Regions from separate parts of the Mus musculus genome. Here region 2 is linked to region 1. A link is a loop called in an ENCODE intact Hi-C map of the cell type or tissue named here. Cell type or tissue: left cerebral cortex. All regions are shown on one strand.

Region 1 (8,000 bases):
CTGGTGTAATTCTGATAGGCCTTCCTTTATATGTTACTTGACCTTTCTCCCTTACTGCTTTTAATATTCTATCTTTATTTAGTGCATTTGTTGTTCTGATTATTATGTGTCGGGAGGAATTTCTTTTCTGGTCCAGTCTATTTGGAGTTCTGTATGCTTCTTGTATGATCATGGGCATCTCTTTTTTTATGTTTGGGAAGTTTTCTTCTATTATTTTGTTGAAGATATTAGCTGGCCCTTTAAGTTGAAAATCTTCATTCTCATCAATTCCTATTATCCGTAGGTTTGGTCTTCTCATTGTGTCCTGGATTACCTGGATGTTTTGAGTTAGGATCCTTTTGCATTTTGTATTTTCTTTGACTGTTGTGTCGATGTTCTCTATGGAATCTTCTGCACCTGAGATTCTCTCTTCCATTTCTTGTATTCTGTTGCTGATGCTCGCATCTATGGTTCCAGATCTCTTTCCTAGGGTTTCTATCTCCAGCGTTGCCTCGCTTTGGGTTTTCTTTATTGTGTCTACTTCCCCTTTTAGTTCTAGTATGGTTTTGTTCATTTCCATCACCTGTTTGGCTGTGTTTTCCTGCTTTTCTTTAAGAGCCTGTAACTCTTTAGCAGTGCTCTCCTGTAAATCTTTAAGTGACTTATGAAAGTCCTTCTTGATGTCCTCTATCATCATCATGAGAAATGTTTTTAAATCTGGGTCTAGATTTTCGGTTGTGTTGGGGTGCCCAGGACTAGGTGGGGTGGGAGTGCTACGTTCTGATGATGGTGAGTGGTCTTGATTTCTGTTAGTAGGATTCTTACGTTTGCCTTTCGCCATCTGGTAATCTCTGAAGCTAGCTGTTTTAGTTGTCACTGTTAAGAGCTTGTTCTTCAGGTGACTCTGTTAGCCTCTATGAGCAGACCTGGAGGGTAGCACTCTCCTTAGTTTCAGTGGGCAGAGTATTCTCTGCAGGCAAGCTCTCTTCTTGCAAGGCAGGTACCCAGATATCTGGTGTTCGAACCAGACTCCTGGCAGAAGTTGTGTTCCACTCACTAGAGGTCTTAGGATCACGTGTGGAATCCTGTGTGGGCCCTTGCGGGTGTCAGGCGACTCAGCTGGCAAGGTAGCCGGGGCTCGAGTGGAGTGGAAGGGGTTTGTGCCCCAGATCAAGCCCGGGTAGCCTGCTTCCCTATGTACCGCAGTCACGAGTTCCGCGCGATTGGATTGGGGCAGGCACTGTGATCCACTCACCAGAGGTCTTAGGGTCCCGTGGGGAGTCCCCCGTGGACCCTTGCGGGTGTTGGGCAAGACTCTGCTGGCAAGGTAGCCCGGGGCTCGAGTCTCGAGTCGAGCGGAAGGGACTTGTGCCCCAGATCAGGCCCGGGTAGCCTGCTTCCCTATGTACCGCAGTCTCGAGTTCCGCGCGATTGGATTGGGGCAGGCACTGTGATCCACTCACCAGAGGTCTTAGGGTCCCGTGGGGAGTCCCGTGTGGACCCTTGCGGGTGTTGGGCAAGACTCTGCTGGCAAGGTAGCCCGGGGCTCGAGTCACGAGTCGAGCGGAAGGGACTTGTGCCCCAGATCAGGCCCGGGTAGCCTGCTTCCCTATGTACCGCAGTCTCAAGTTCCGCCTTAAAAATATTTTTTATTAGGTATTTTCCTCATTTACATTTCCAATGCTATCCCAAAAGTCCCCTATTCCCCTACCCACCCACTCCCACTCTTTGGCCCTGGCGTTCCCCTGTACTGGGGCATATAAAGTTTGCAAGTCCAATGGGCCTCTCTTTCCAGTGATGGCTGACTAGGCCATCTTTTGATACATATGCAGCTAGAGTCAAGAGCTCCGGGGTACTGGTTAGTTCATAATGTTGTTCCACCTATAGGGTTGCAGATCCCTTTAGCTCCTTGGGTACTTTCTCTAGCTCCTCCATTGGGGACCCTGTGATCCATCCAATAGCTGATGGTCTCACTATTAATGTGTCTTGGAAACATTTTTTTCATTTTCCCAAGCAACACATACATTTGATCTTTAGTTTAAATACAAAGTTTCTATAATTGGCATATGCCTGATCTTTACTGGATTTGAATTCCAATAGTTGGTTCTCGTTCTCTCTCTCTCTCTCTCTCTCTCTCTCTCTCTCTCTCTCTCTCTTTTCCTGCCTACCTCTCTCTCATTTCCTCTCCTTCTTTCCCTTTCCCTTCCTTCCCTCCATCCCTCCCTTCACTCCTCTCTCTCTCCTCCTTTCTCTCCTCCCTTCCCTGCCTTCAACTCCCCTCCCCCGTGTGTGTGTGTGTGTGTGTGTGTGTGTGTGTGTGTGTATGTATGAGGTTCATGATGGTGAATGCAGGTGCACAGATGCCATGCTAAAGTGAAGTTCTGAGAACATCCTTCATGTTGGTCTGTCCTTGGCATTCATCCTGTTTGAGGCAGACTACCTTTGTTTTTTCTCATGATGTATGCTAGCCTGGCCCACAAGCTTCCAGATGCTTGTTCTATACATCTGGCTTTCTCATGGTCTCCAGGGATTTGGTCTTATAGCCTCTCACTTGCATGGCTAGCACTTTCCCTAGTGATCTTTCTCTGCATCCATTTTGGCCTTTAACTATTATTTTGCTATGTCTGTGCAAATATTTCAGTCTCTAATTTTCTTGAGTCCTTTTTTTATGTATTTTTACCATTGTAATGAACTAAACACAGTCACAGCAAATTTGAAGCTACATTTCAAGAATATATAGAGGCCTCTAACTCCTGGCTTGTCCCTTCTTTTTCTATTTTGCTTTGACTTACAGCAAGTTTTTATTTAGTGACACGTTCCTGTTCACTGGCTCTAATTTTTAAAAGGAACATTTATTTATGTATTTATGCCTGTGTATGTGGGTGCCCTTAGATAGAGGAGGAAGAGCAGGAGTTACAGGTGGTTGAATAAATGACTGCATTGGGCAGGGCCACTGACAAGTGGGCGGGATTTAGTCCCAGACTCAACCCTGCACTAATTGAAGTAGTGGACACAGCCTTGACCTGATTGACAGCTACCTGAAAACCATGCAAGTCCTGCATAGCCTGTGGCCTATGTGATTCAACACCACCTGGCTCCCAAAGCAAAGTGCCTGAAGTCAATATTTTATTTTATTTTATTTTGTTTTGTTTTGTTTTGTTTTGTTTTATTTTATTTTATTTTATTTTATTTTATTTTATTTTTCTGAAGAAAGGGCCACTTGCAGAGACTCTGAGGCTATGCCACAGTAGCATTGCCCTACGTCCACCAGGTATCAGTGATATGGCTTACCACTGGTTGCTGGCTGGGATTCCAACCTGGTTCGGCGTGCATGTCTGAGTCCAAGTGACTGCAGCTGTTCCATGTGCCCCAGGTCCTGAATGGATCCTTAGGTGGCGAAAGTCAGTGATCACTAAAGGAACAGCTTGAACAGTTTGAGGGCATTCAGGGAGGGAAGACACCTGGAGAAGAAAAATGGCCTGAGAGAGCTGGCTGTAAAGAGTTAGACAACTTGCAAGGACTCATTCACAGAAGAGTTCCAGAGAGCTGACAAATCTGCAAGACGAAGGATATAGACCCCAGGCTTGCTACAAAGGACCAGTACCAACACAGACCCTGGAACACATGGACGGCTGGGGATCCCGTCTCTGAGGCTGTATCCCACTGTGACCTGCTGCTCTTTTCTTCTGTCTGCTCTTCTCAACAAACAGTGAGGGCTATGAAGGCTGCTACAAGAGGCCAGAGCTTGAGCAACATCTCCCAGATCTATGATTAACATCTAGGTAGAATGAAAGAGCATTCAACCATCTGACTTTTGATAGACCTGACAAGCAATAGTGATAACCAAAATGTCCAAACCAGATTACATTTGTCTGGGAGTCATACAAATTTGAGGGAGGAATTGTGCTTTCATGTCTTCTGTCAATAGCAAGAAAAAAAGTTAGGTTGGTACTTTCTTAGGTTCAGCTGGACTGAGCATGGCAGGGAAGAAATTTATAAAGAGACAGACTATTAAGATGATGTTGGGTCCCAGCATCCATTAGTCACAGCCAGATTCAAGTTCCCTTTCACCCTGGCAATCTTGTGTGTAGAATTAGCTTGAATGAGTTTTTTTTTTTTTTTTTTTTTTTTTTTTTGCTTGAAAATAAGAGCAAACAAGTTAAGTAATAAAAGATCTTTCACCTTTGATGTCAAAGTTGATGGGAGGATTTTAGTTGTCAATTTTTATTTATTTTTAAATATTTATTTATTTTATGTGAGTGGATGTGCATGTGTGGGGTTGGGTATGTGTACATCAATATAGGTGTCCATGGAGAATTCCATTGAGCCAGGGGTGTAGGTAGTTGTGGGCCACCTGACATGTGTGCTGGGTATTAAACTTGGGCCATCTCATCTACTGAACCATTCTTTCTAGCCCTGAGTCTCAATATTTTAATTTAATCCCAAATGCAGTTTAAGGTAGAATGCCTCCATCAGATTTCAGCTGGTCTAATCCCAGAGAGAATTTATAATTTTTTGTGAATGTGCCTTATGTGTTTAAGCTGAATACATCAGTAGTGTGAAGTTGAGTGAGCTCATATGCTGTATACTGGTTTTAAACATTAAAGCAAATCAAGTAAGTTCTAGGTTCAGACCCTGATGGATTATCTTGGAGCTTAATCTTTACATTTTCCCTTTTATAAGATGAGGGTCATAATGACCCAGGGTGTGAGCCTGAGAAGTAAATGACATATAAATGAATAAAGTAGAGCTAAACAGACATTTTTCCTTTAAGAATAAAGTTATCTTCATTTTTCTGCCCTTTTGAGCCATTCAGACCTCTATTCCAGCTTTTTATTTTGCTGCAAATCTTCCTGTGGGCAGGGAATGAGATGAAGTTAATCTCAGCAGCAGACTGTAAGAGCCTCTATTCACCCAGCCCTTCTGTTTACTGAGTCCTTTTCACTGTTATCCGAGCTGAAACAGTCATTTGATTCTTCTATTGTGACACACTCCCTGATTCTTGCTGTCCATGGCACCTGACAGCTGCTGCTTCTGCTGGTGATCTTTGGCAGAAATACAGATATTGAACCTCCTCTGTGCACTTTAACTCTTTGTTGCCCTTGCTTGTTTGACTAAGTTCAGATTTTCTTTCATTCTTTCATTCTCCTCGGCAAGAATTCCCCAGATCATAAAAAGTTCACTGTTTCTCATTCTCTGGCCACCAGTCCCTACAGATTGATGATCATAGCAGACTTTATGTCCCTTTCATGCTTTGGATCACTAGGACCTGACACATTTGGATCACAACACTGAGTAAATAGTAACTGTAGTTACGTACCACCACCACAGTCATGGTGTTCAATTACGTTTACAAATGTTAAGACACTAGTGAACTGGCATCTCTAATGCCACTGATGATCAGATTCTGGTTTTTTCTTTGGTTGTTTGGTTTGTTTCAGCTAATGTAGTCGATGGGGTAAGCATTACCCTCCTCTCCATACCAGTTCAGTCTTCTCTGGACGTGATCCCTTAGCATTCTTGCAAGCAGAACACCCTTATTTGCACAAAGGCATATTAGTGAAGACTTTATCCTACTGGAATTTTCAAACAAAGTTTTGTTTTGTTTTATATCTATAGTTGTAGAGACTATAGTAGTGAAAGTTAAAACAATCTATTTGGCCATTCAGCCTAAATGTAGACACTACTCACATACAAGTTAGAAATAAGACTGTTGGTACATTCTCTTGAGTTATATGGCTTGACAAGAAAATAAATACGGTTATTTGTGACAGTTCTTATTGGAAATCATTCTTGAGTTCAAAAAATCTTTTTAATGCCTTTCAATCAATGCATTATTTGAATGGCGAGGCAGTTGGTGATATATCTGTGGCCTGGTGCTAATAAGCTTTGAGGAGAAATATTTAGCTGCTTTGGATAATGTGCTTTGTTGATAGCTTTCTTGTAATTCACATTGTAATTCCTATTCTTTGAGCTCAATAATAACACTTAAGGATGAAGGACAGAAATATGAAACAGTTGCTAGGAGTCACCCACCAGAATAACTAGATGCAAGAGTTCGAAGAGGAACAGGAAGGGACCAAGAAGATTTTTTTCCCCTGTCAATTATACTGTAGTTTTTCTGAAATAATAAGGTATTAGAAAGAGCCGTGCTGGATGTTAGAGTCTCTATATTCTAAAGGACACTTTATTTCAAGTTCTTCTAGCAGTTAAAGTAAGTATTGCATTTATAAATCACAGCTGTTCCTGTCTGTGTGTCTTCACAGTGGTTTGAAAAGATAATGTTTGGTAAGCATCACTTTGAGCATGTCAAAGTAAAGTTAATAAAATGGAAGAGATTCAGTTCTTCAGACAACCAGGTGGCACATGTTAGTGTTTGGATCAGGTGGCTATGGTCTTTAATCATCGTTATGTTTCCATCAAATTGACCAAGATTTGTTAGGCAATTTACATAAGATCATCAGGAGAGAGACTGCACCCACTTGCCCATGACTTGTTAACTTAAGTTCAAGAAAGATGCCTTCCAGTTCAGATTTAATTTCCCCCAACAGGTCTGGCTTCTGGGAAATGTAGTTCTTGAGACTTCTCCGGAGCATTAGTTTTGCTGTGATAATAGGGATGACGTAGTTAGCCCCAGATGATTGATGTAACGCAGTGCCAGTTCCATCTATCTGTGCACAGCGCTTGGGTCTTTCCTGTCATTTACCAAGGGAGGGGAAGGGAAGTTCCTTGCCATCTGTCACTCTCAATTCTGTCACAGTGAAGTGAAATAGTGTATGGAATAGTTGAGAAAAAACTGCTTCTGGTATTTGAGGTTGTTCTGTGAGAGTACTATATTACATCAGGTGTTAGTTAAACAGAATATTTTCTTTGCTTAAAGTAACAGGGTACAGATTCTATGAGGGGGTGTTCCTTCTGTTTGACTCATGCAATAATTAGTAACTAGTAAGAAAATGGAAACAAATATGAAGATATTTCTTTGGTGTCTTGACTTTGGTTTCTCTGGAAGGTAGCTCATTGGGTACAAGGAAAAGTTCGTTCGTTCGTTCGTTCGTTCGTTCGTTCGTTCGTTCGTTCCTTCCTTCCTTCCTTCCTTCCTTCCTTCCCCTCCCCTCTCCCGTCCCCTTCTTCCTCTTTCTTTCTTTCTTTCTTTCTTTCTTTCTTTCTTTCTTTCTTTCTTTCTTTCTTTCTTTCTTTCTTTCTTTCTTCTCTCTCTCTCTCTCTCTCTCTCTCTCTCTCTCTCTCCGTCCCTCCCTCCCTCCCTCCCTCCCTCCCTCCCTCCCTTTCTTTGTTGTATTGTTGTTGAAAATATGGCGGCCAAACTGCACATGGGATGTTTTCTATCCCATGGTAAATGGCAATACAACGAAATGTGTTACAGTGGCTCCTTGCAGCTGCCATAACAAATGATCACATACCATGATAAATTACCACAAATCTTTAGCTTTTATGCTCATAGCTCTGAAGGCCAGAAATCTGAAATCAGTTCACTAGGGAAAAAATATAGGCTGTACTCTCTGGGGCCTGCAAGTCATGGTCTGTATGCTATCTATTCCATGTCTCCATCATTCCTTGACCTATCATGTCATTAGTCCAATCTCTGCCTTTCTCTTTTGTATAGTAAAATCCTTCTTTGTCTTGACCTTATAAAGGCATAGGTGACTATATTTAGGGCTCATCTAGATATTCCACAATAATTGTCCTATCTCAGAATCTTTACCGTTTTAAAGTCCTTTTGTTTTGTTTTTGCTACATAAGGTAATGGCCCCACTCTCTAGGTCTTGTAGTTTATTGTCTATTGTGAACTTACTATTAAGCCTGCATGCAAACATTACCAGGATGTTTAACACCTCAGCAGCTCTCTTTATTAGGAACATAGAGCCTCTAAATATCAGGTTTAGGAACATCAAAAAACAAAACAGAGAGGAAATGCCCAGAGTTTGTGTAGACTTACGTTTATGTAGAGTTGTGCATTTAAAATTGTGTGAAGGTTAGATTGCATGTTTATCAGAATTGCCTGC
Region 2 (8,000 bases), 50 kb after region 1:
AAGATACCTTTCTGAAATTTTAAGTTATTTTTGAAGATGGCAGTGTGTATCATCAGGGTATCACTTGTGGTGATTTGAGTGTGGACTATTCCAAATACTAGTGGCTTAAAACATAAAAATAAAAGTGGCTTTAAATACTTGGGAGCCAGGAGGAGTGCAGAAGAGCTAGGAAAGAGATGGTAATAAAGTAGAAAATAGTGAGGCTGCAATTGAGTACAAGATGAGGCTTCACAATGCATTACAACAGAGTTGAAAGCAATGTGTATCGTATGCTTATCACATCAGATACTTATCATAACATATCAATATATATAATTTTCAAAATTACCCTTTAATTCAATCTTCTCTATTAAATCTATTTTAGAGACCTAAGAATGAGATTTCCATACAAGTAAACAGTGCAGGGAAGGAGTCTGTGTAGTATAAAAGATTTTTATCAAACTTAATAAGAGATATGGAATAGAAGGAGTTAAAAAAGGACAGCAGAAGGGTGGTTTAAAAATGCTCCTTAGACATACAAATCAAACGTAACTTTCACTTTCAAATCCTGGTGTTATAGGTAACTTCATTTCAGGAAAGCAAGAGGACAGTTGCCTTAAAATGAAGAAGGTACCCTTTGTGACTCACATGTTCCCATCTCAGTATCTTTCAAGGATTCTCCAGACTTTTCCCCTGGCAAGAAGAGCAAGGTAGACTACCCTCACCACACTTTGGGACTTCCTTTTATTGAGGTGACCTCAAAGCCCTTTGGGTATGTGCCAGACCTCTACCTCCTCCGGGCCTCTATCTTCCTTTTGGAACTTGTCAGATCTCAGTCTGCTCTCTACCAGTCATCTGAACTCTTCAGTCATTACATATGGTATGGGGAGCCAGGAAGGCTACTGAATCCCCCTTCCAAGAATCTTTTATTTGGGTCATCCCCAAAGTTTCTTGGATGCCTACCAGGAGCCACTATTTCCTTCTACATGGCAAAGAAACCAAGGCCTTCCCACTATTTGGTGTTCACCAGAACCCTGCCAGCGACTTGATCCACATCTTCAATTTGCCTTTCAGTCCTTGGAACCCAGCACCAATCTAGTCTGCTAGAGAAAATGTGTTCTGAGCTGGGTGACTTGTAAATACCAAGTTGCAGCAGACAAAGTAGAAGACCCAAGATAGAGGTTTCACTCATAAACACCAAACAAGGAGAAGAAATTGACATGCCAATTCTGTGTAAGAATTAATTCTGTCTTGTACATAGTAAGAAAATCTGCTGAGAGAAGAGAAGTAACTTGAATAAATAAATAAATAAAAACTCAAATAGCAAACTAAATACAGATGTACACATCCCAATGTAGGAATAAAAAGAAGAACAACAAAAATAATATGTCTTTTCCAAAACTACAAACATCCTAATAGTGGCTCTTATTAAAATGACTTGCAAGGACTTCTAGACAAAGAATTCAAAAAAATGATTACAACCATGTTCAAATAACTCAAATATACGTCAGTTCAAGTTGTTAAAATGGAGTTGGGTTTTCTGAAGGAAATACACATTGAAATGATGCATAAAATGGCAAATTCAATAAGTGAGTTAAAAATTTCAGTGAAAACCTTCACCAACAGAATAGTTCATGTCAAAACAGATAATCAGGGATAGAAGACAAGATGGAAAAATTAGATCATTCAGTAAAGATTAGTGATGAATTTAAAAATACATGAACAGAAAGTGGGAGAGCTTTTGGAAACAACAAAAGACAGAGCCTTCAAGTTTTGGTCATAGAAGAGGGCAAAGAATACTGTATAGCAAAGTTATAGAGAGTTTCTTCAGTGAAATACTAGAAGAAAAAATTTCCAAACTTAGATAGAAAGATTATCATTTAGGCACAGGAAATCTACAGGAAACAAAATAGACTGGGCAAGAAAGAAAATTCTCCATGATATAATATAGTTAAAAAATTTTTAAAAATAATAAAGGATATTGTGAGTTGAAGAAAGAAAGGATAAGTTACTTATAAGCGCAGGTCCATTGGCATGACACTTGAATATTTAGCAGAAACCTTTAAAGGCAAAAAGTTTGAAAAAATGTATTCTAATTTCAGAAAACCACAATTGCCAACCCAAACAATCATACACAGCAAAACTATCTTTTAAAATTGAAAAACAAACAAAAAAAATTCATGATGAGTGGGAGATGGAGAACAATGGGAAAGCTGTAGGTGGGTAATAACAATCTTCCTCTCATTCACAAATGCAAACCTAAAATCACATGCAAATAAAAAAAAACCTAAATGAAGGTAGAAATAGAATCCAAGTGTTACTCTTCAAGGGAAGTTATTGGTTAATGAAGTTTTGTAACTTTTCATGGGAAGATGTGAAGAAGCACCTGTTCACTCCAGATAAGGGACTGAAGACAGAGCCAGGAAACCAATCTATCCAAGTCCAGCTTTGTGAATGATTATTATATTGGAGTTACCTGTAGGAGCATGAGTGAAAAAGACATTCTGCACAAAACATAACCCAACATTCCCAGGAATTTTATTCATAGTAATTCTAAAGCGGATTTATTCTATCCTAGTTCTATAGACTAATGAATAGGCAGCAAAATGTATTCTATACATAATAGATATATGCCCAAATGTATATACAGAAGAGAGAATGAAACTGTCACATGTCACAGCATGGACACACCTTGAGCATATCATGCTAAGTGAAAGGAGCCAGTCACAACCATCCAGAGTTTCATATAGCAGAATAATTAGATAACACTACTTGGTTTTGTCAGAGATTCAAAGGAGGGAGTGGCATGAACTGAAGTTCATGAAGAATATGGAAGAGCTGGGCTATGTTTTGACTGAAGGCTATTGACATGTGGAAGTTATAGATAGGCTTCAAAAAGATTGGTTTCCTATGTTATTTGTTAGGGGTTGTGTCTTTCTCTGTCTGATACTGAGCTAGAATTTGGCAAGCACTAGGAAAGCAACAAGCTCATAATTAAATGTTGGCTTTAGGGCCACCTTTCTTCCAGGTAAAACAGTTACCATCTGCTTGAACTCCTTGCTAGGATGATGGGCCATTTCTACAGGTGTGCCTATGGGCAGTATCCTGGGTTTCTGTTTATTTATAGTATATAATTGGTTATTTTATAGAGTGGTGTTTCTCTAAACCAATAAACTATGTGGGTTATTATAAAATATAACCCACATACTTGGGTACCTGTTACATTCTTTCAATGTATTTTTTCTTAGGAAGATAATTGGAAAAATACTCCAAAAAATCATCATAATTATCTGGGAAGTGACAATGTAATCCAGAAAAGTAGGGACCTGTCATCCCAGAAAAGCACAGTTGTCAGGCTAGAGAGCATCTCAGCAATAGAGGATACTCATAGAGGATTCATACAGGGAGCACGTGTGAAACAGGAAAGGAGATAATTTCATTAAAAGTGGGTTAAAAAGACTATTCCCATAGGAAGTAGGAAATTGAGTCTATAAGAAGGAAAAGATGATTCTAGGCAAAGCTATATGTACTTGTAAACATATTGCTTAGGATTGGTACTTTGCTGAAAAACCTATAATTACAGAGTCATAAAAGCTCCAGTACTATTGTTTTTCAGTAATTTTAAAATGTAAAAGAATGATTTGGTTACAAAGTGGAACATAAACATTGGCACACTCATTACTAAGCCAAAATAAAAGTAAAGACATAAGAAAAACGCCATCCTTCACAATAGCCACAGATAGTAGAGAATATCTTGAGAGTAGCTCTGAACAAAGAAGTGAACAACTTGTGCTACAATAACTTTAGCTATCTGAAGAAAGAAATTGGAGAAGATATCAGAAGATGGAAAGATTTACCATGCTCATGGATAGGTAGGATTAACATAGGACAAATGACCATGTTACCAAAAGCAATTTACAGATTCAATGTAATCTCTAACAAAACTTCAACACAATTCTTTACAGACCTTGAAAGAACAGTAACCAATCCAATATGGAAAAGCAAATAACCCAGGATACCTAAAAACAATCCTGTACAATAAAAGAACTTCTGGAGGTATCACTATCCCTGGTTTCAAGATATGCTACAGAGGAGTAATAATAAAAATAGCATAGTATTGGCATAAAAACATACACACTGATCAATGAAATTGAGTTGAAGATCTTGGTGTAAATCCAAACACATATGGATACCTGGTTTTTGATAAAGAAGCCAGAAATACACAGTGGAAAAAAGAAAGCATCTTCAACAAATGATGCTGGTCTAACTGGATGTCTGCACATAGAAAAATGCAAACAGATCCATATTTATCACCCTGAACAAAACGCAAGCCCAAGTGGATTAAAGACCTCAACATAAAACTGGATATTGTGAACCTGATAGAAAACAGAGAATAGCCTTGAGTGCACTGGCACAGGAGACAACTTCCTGAACATTTCACCCATAGTGCACACAACAAAATTGAAAATTAATATATGGGACCTTAGGAAATGCAAAAGCTTCTAGACAAAATGGCATCCTGCACAATGGGATTTTTTTTAAACCAACTCCACATATACATAGGCTAATTTCCAAAAATATAAAGAACTCAAGAAACTAGACATCACCAAACTAAGTAATCTAATTTCAAAATGACATGCAGAGTGAAACAGACAATTCTCAACAGAGGCTTAGAAGAACTTAGAGAAATGTTTGACAGCGTTATTCATCAAGGAAGCACAAATCAAAACTACTTTCAGGTATCATCTTACACCTGTCAGAATGTCAAAGATGAAAAACTCAAGTGACAGCTCATGCTGGCAAGGATGTGGAACAAGGGGAACACACCTCCATTGCTATTGGGAGTTTAAATATGTGCAGCCACTCTGAAATCTACATGAAAGTGTCTCAGAAAGTTGGGAATTGACATACCCGAAGACCTAGCTATATCACTCCTGTCCATATCCCCAAAAGAATCTCTACCATACCACAAGGACCCTTGCTTAACTAAGTTCATAGTAGTTTTATTCATAATTGCCAGAAACTGGAAGCAACCTTGCTGTCCACCAACTGAAGAATGGATAAAGAAAATGTGGCACATTTACACAATGGAATACTACTTAGCTGCTAAAAAAATTGTCTTCATGAAATTGTAGGCAAATGAGTAGAACTGGAAAAAATCATTCTCTGTAAGGTAACCCAGATCCAAAAATTCAAACATGGTATGTACTTATGTATAAGTGGATATTAGTTGTAAAGTAAAAGATAATTGTTGTGCAATCCAAGACACGAAGAGGCTAAGAAAGAAGAAAGGCTCAAGGTAGGATACATTTATCTCAATGGAAGGGGAAATAAAAAAGATTTTATGGGTGGACTAGGGGTGGGTAGGGATGGGATCAGGAAACATAAGGTGGAAGGAGAGAATAATAGGAGAGACTACTGGAATTAAGGGGGCATTTGAGGAGCTATGTAGAGACATGATGCAATGAGGCTCTCTGGGATCCATGAAGTTGAACCTAGTGAAGACTTCTAGTAAATGGGGATATGGAACCTGAACCAGCCATTTTCTGTGACCAAACAAAGCTTCCAGTGGTGGTATTAGAACACCAACCCAACTACAAATTGTAGGCAAAACTTTGACATACATTTTGTCTTTGCCTGCAAGATTTGGTGGAATAAAGGGGGGCTCAGAATTTTTGAGAGTTGCCAGCCAATGACTGGTCTAGCTTGAGACCTATGCCATGATAGGGAGCCCATGTCTGACACTACCCAAAGGGCCAGAAAACAGAGGCTGGACAGCCTAGAGACTTATGATAAAACCAAACACAACTGGCAAAAACCAAACCAAACCAAACCAAACTAAAACCAAAAACAACTAACCACACAGTCACTACCACCAACAAAAACAGCAAACAAACAAACAAACAAAACTGCACATAGAAACAGGGCTTATGGGGACTCAGGGCCTATATGGGTCTGACCTAAGTCTTCCAGATATATGTTATGGTTGTTCAAGCACCATACCAGTATTACACAAGTGGGTACATCATGGTATTGAAATTCATAGGGTTCATACCTGGGAAGTATTATGGATGCTTTTTCTTCTGTAGCAGATTACTTAGCAGGAAGTAGCTCTTAGTTCATCTAATGTCCTCCTATTTTATAGACAGGGTATACAGTGTCTTTGGTGATAACATCTTATCATCTAGTTCTAGTAAACAACCAGAAGAAAATGGCAAGAGTTTGTATTGTTTGGGGTGCTTCCATTGCTTCCTTGAATAACAATTCATACAGAGGCACCTTACATCTGGCACTGCGATTTTGTTGTTGTTGTTTTTATTTTTTTTAAGATTTATTTATTTATTATATGTAAGTACACTGTAGCTGTCTTCAGACACTCCAGAAGAGGGCATCAGATTTCATTACAGATGGTTGTGAGCCACCACGTGGTTGCTGGGATTTGAACTCGGGATCTTCGGAAGAGCAGTCGACGCTCTTAACCACTGAGCCATCTCGCCAGCCCTTTATTGTTGTTGTTGTCGTCCATTTACTAAAGCACGGCTTTTAGAAGCAACATTATAAGGTATCTCTTTTGTATATACTTTTCGTTATATTTTTAGTTTGGTTATAAGTTAGTAGGTTTCAATATAGCCTTTGCATATACCTTTCATTCTGGTTAATTCTCTCCTCTTATTTTCTCTGCTTTAATCTTTCCATCGTCAATATTCACTTTATGTTCATTTTATAAAAATTCTAAATCATTTTTTGAAGTTAAGTTAGCTGTGTTATTATTTCACTAATAGTAATATTTTCTACTGAAATGTATGCTTTCTTTTTTATTAATAATTTTACTTATTTACATTTCAAATTATATCCCCCTTCCATGTTTCTGCTCCACAAACCGTCCTTCCCATCTACCCTCTCCTCCTCCCCTTTGCCTCTATGAGGGTGCTCCTCCACCCACTACCCACTCTTGCCTCACTCCTCTAGCATCCACCTACACTGGGGCATCAAGGCGCCACAAGACCAAGGGCTTCTCCTCCCATTGATATCAGATAAGGCCATCCTCTGCTACATATGTATCTAGAGCCATGGCTCCCTCTAAGACCAAAGTGTGGATGCTTCAGTCCTTCATAGAACAGGGAACAAAACAATCACAGGAGATAGAGGAGGAGAGGTATGTAGGAGGGAGAGAGGAGGGGAAGAAAAAAGGGGGCAGATTCAGGTTTTGGAAGGGACAGGAGAGAAGTACAGAGGGTAAGGCAATTGAATAGAAACATATAGCAGTGTGGGATGGGGAGCTAGAGGTAGCCTCTAGAAAGTCCCACACTCCAGGGAACCAGGAGGTTTCCAGGATCCAATGGTGATGATTTTAGCTAAAATACCAAACAAAGGGGAGATACAACCTGTAAAGACCACCCCCTGTAGAGGAATGGGGCCACCTCTGCATCTCAAAATTTTTAACCCAGAAATATTCCTGTCCAGAGGAAAGACGGGGACAAAAAAATGGAACAGAGACTGAAGGAAAGGCCATCCAGAGACTGTCCCATCGAGAGATTTATGTTTTCTTTATATTTCTTTTTGTTTGTTTTTGTTTTTGTTTGTTTGTTTGTTTTTTCAAGACAGGGTTTCTCTGTATAGCCCTGGCTGTCCTGAAACTGACTCTATAGACCAGGCTGTACTGGAACTCAGAAATCCACCTGCCTCAGCCTCCCAAGTGTTGGGATTAAAGATGTGCACCACCACTGCCCGGCTATGTTTCTTTGTTTCTTTGTTTGTTTCTTTTTTTTTTTTCTTTTTTCTTTTTAGTTTTGGAATAAAGCCCTTGAGCATGACTTGCATTTTGCCCACTTCAATCTTCATTTTGAATTGTAGGACGTGTGTGTTCAAGTATTTTGTCAAATTAAAAAAAGTCTTCTAATGTTATTGTCAAAATAATTCTTCATTTCCATTCCTTTTTCTCTTTGGAGCTCATTTAGACAAACATATTAAAATTAATGTACTAAATTTTTCTGAAGACTTCAGGTTCACCAGCTCTCTTC

The links. Peaks named below come from ENCODE experiments on the same cell type or tissue, not always from the same donor. Only the 100,000 strongest peaks of a DNase experiment are listed, where the experiment ranks them.
Region 2: it touches region 1 in a loop (4-fold over the local background); 3 of 42 quality-filtered maps call a loop at or near these places.

Annotation. Positions count from the first base shown.
Region 1 is chr1:33,039,579-33,047,578 of GRCm38, reverse strand. No RefSeq gene overlaps it. Among named protein-coding and RNA genes, the nearest start is that of Gm39616, 130 kb to the left of the region's middle. In left cerebral cortex, no CTCF peak of the experiment used is centred here; a DNase peak (open chromatin) is centred at 4,947.
Region 2 is chr1:32,989,237-32,997,236 of GRCm38, reverse strand. No RefSeq gene overlaps it. Among named protein-coding and RNA genes, the nearest start is that of Gm39616, 180 kb to the left of the region's middle. In left cerebral cortex, no CTCF peak of the experiment used is centred here; no DNase peak of the experiment used is centred here.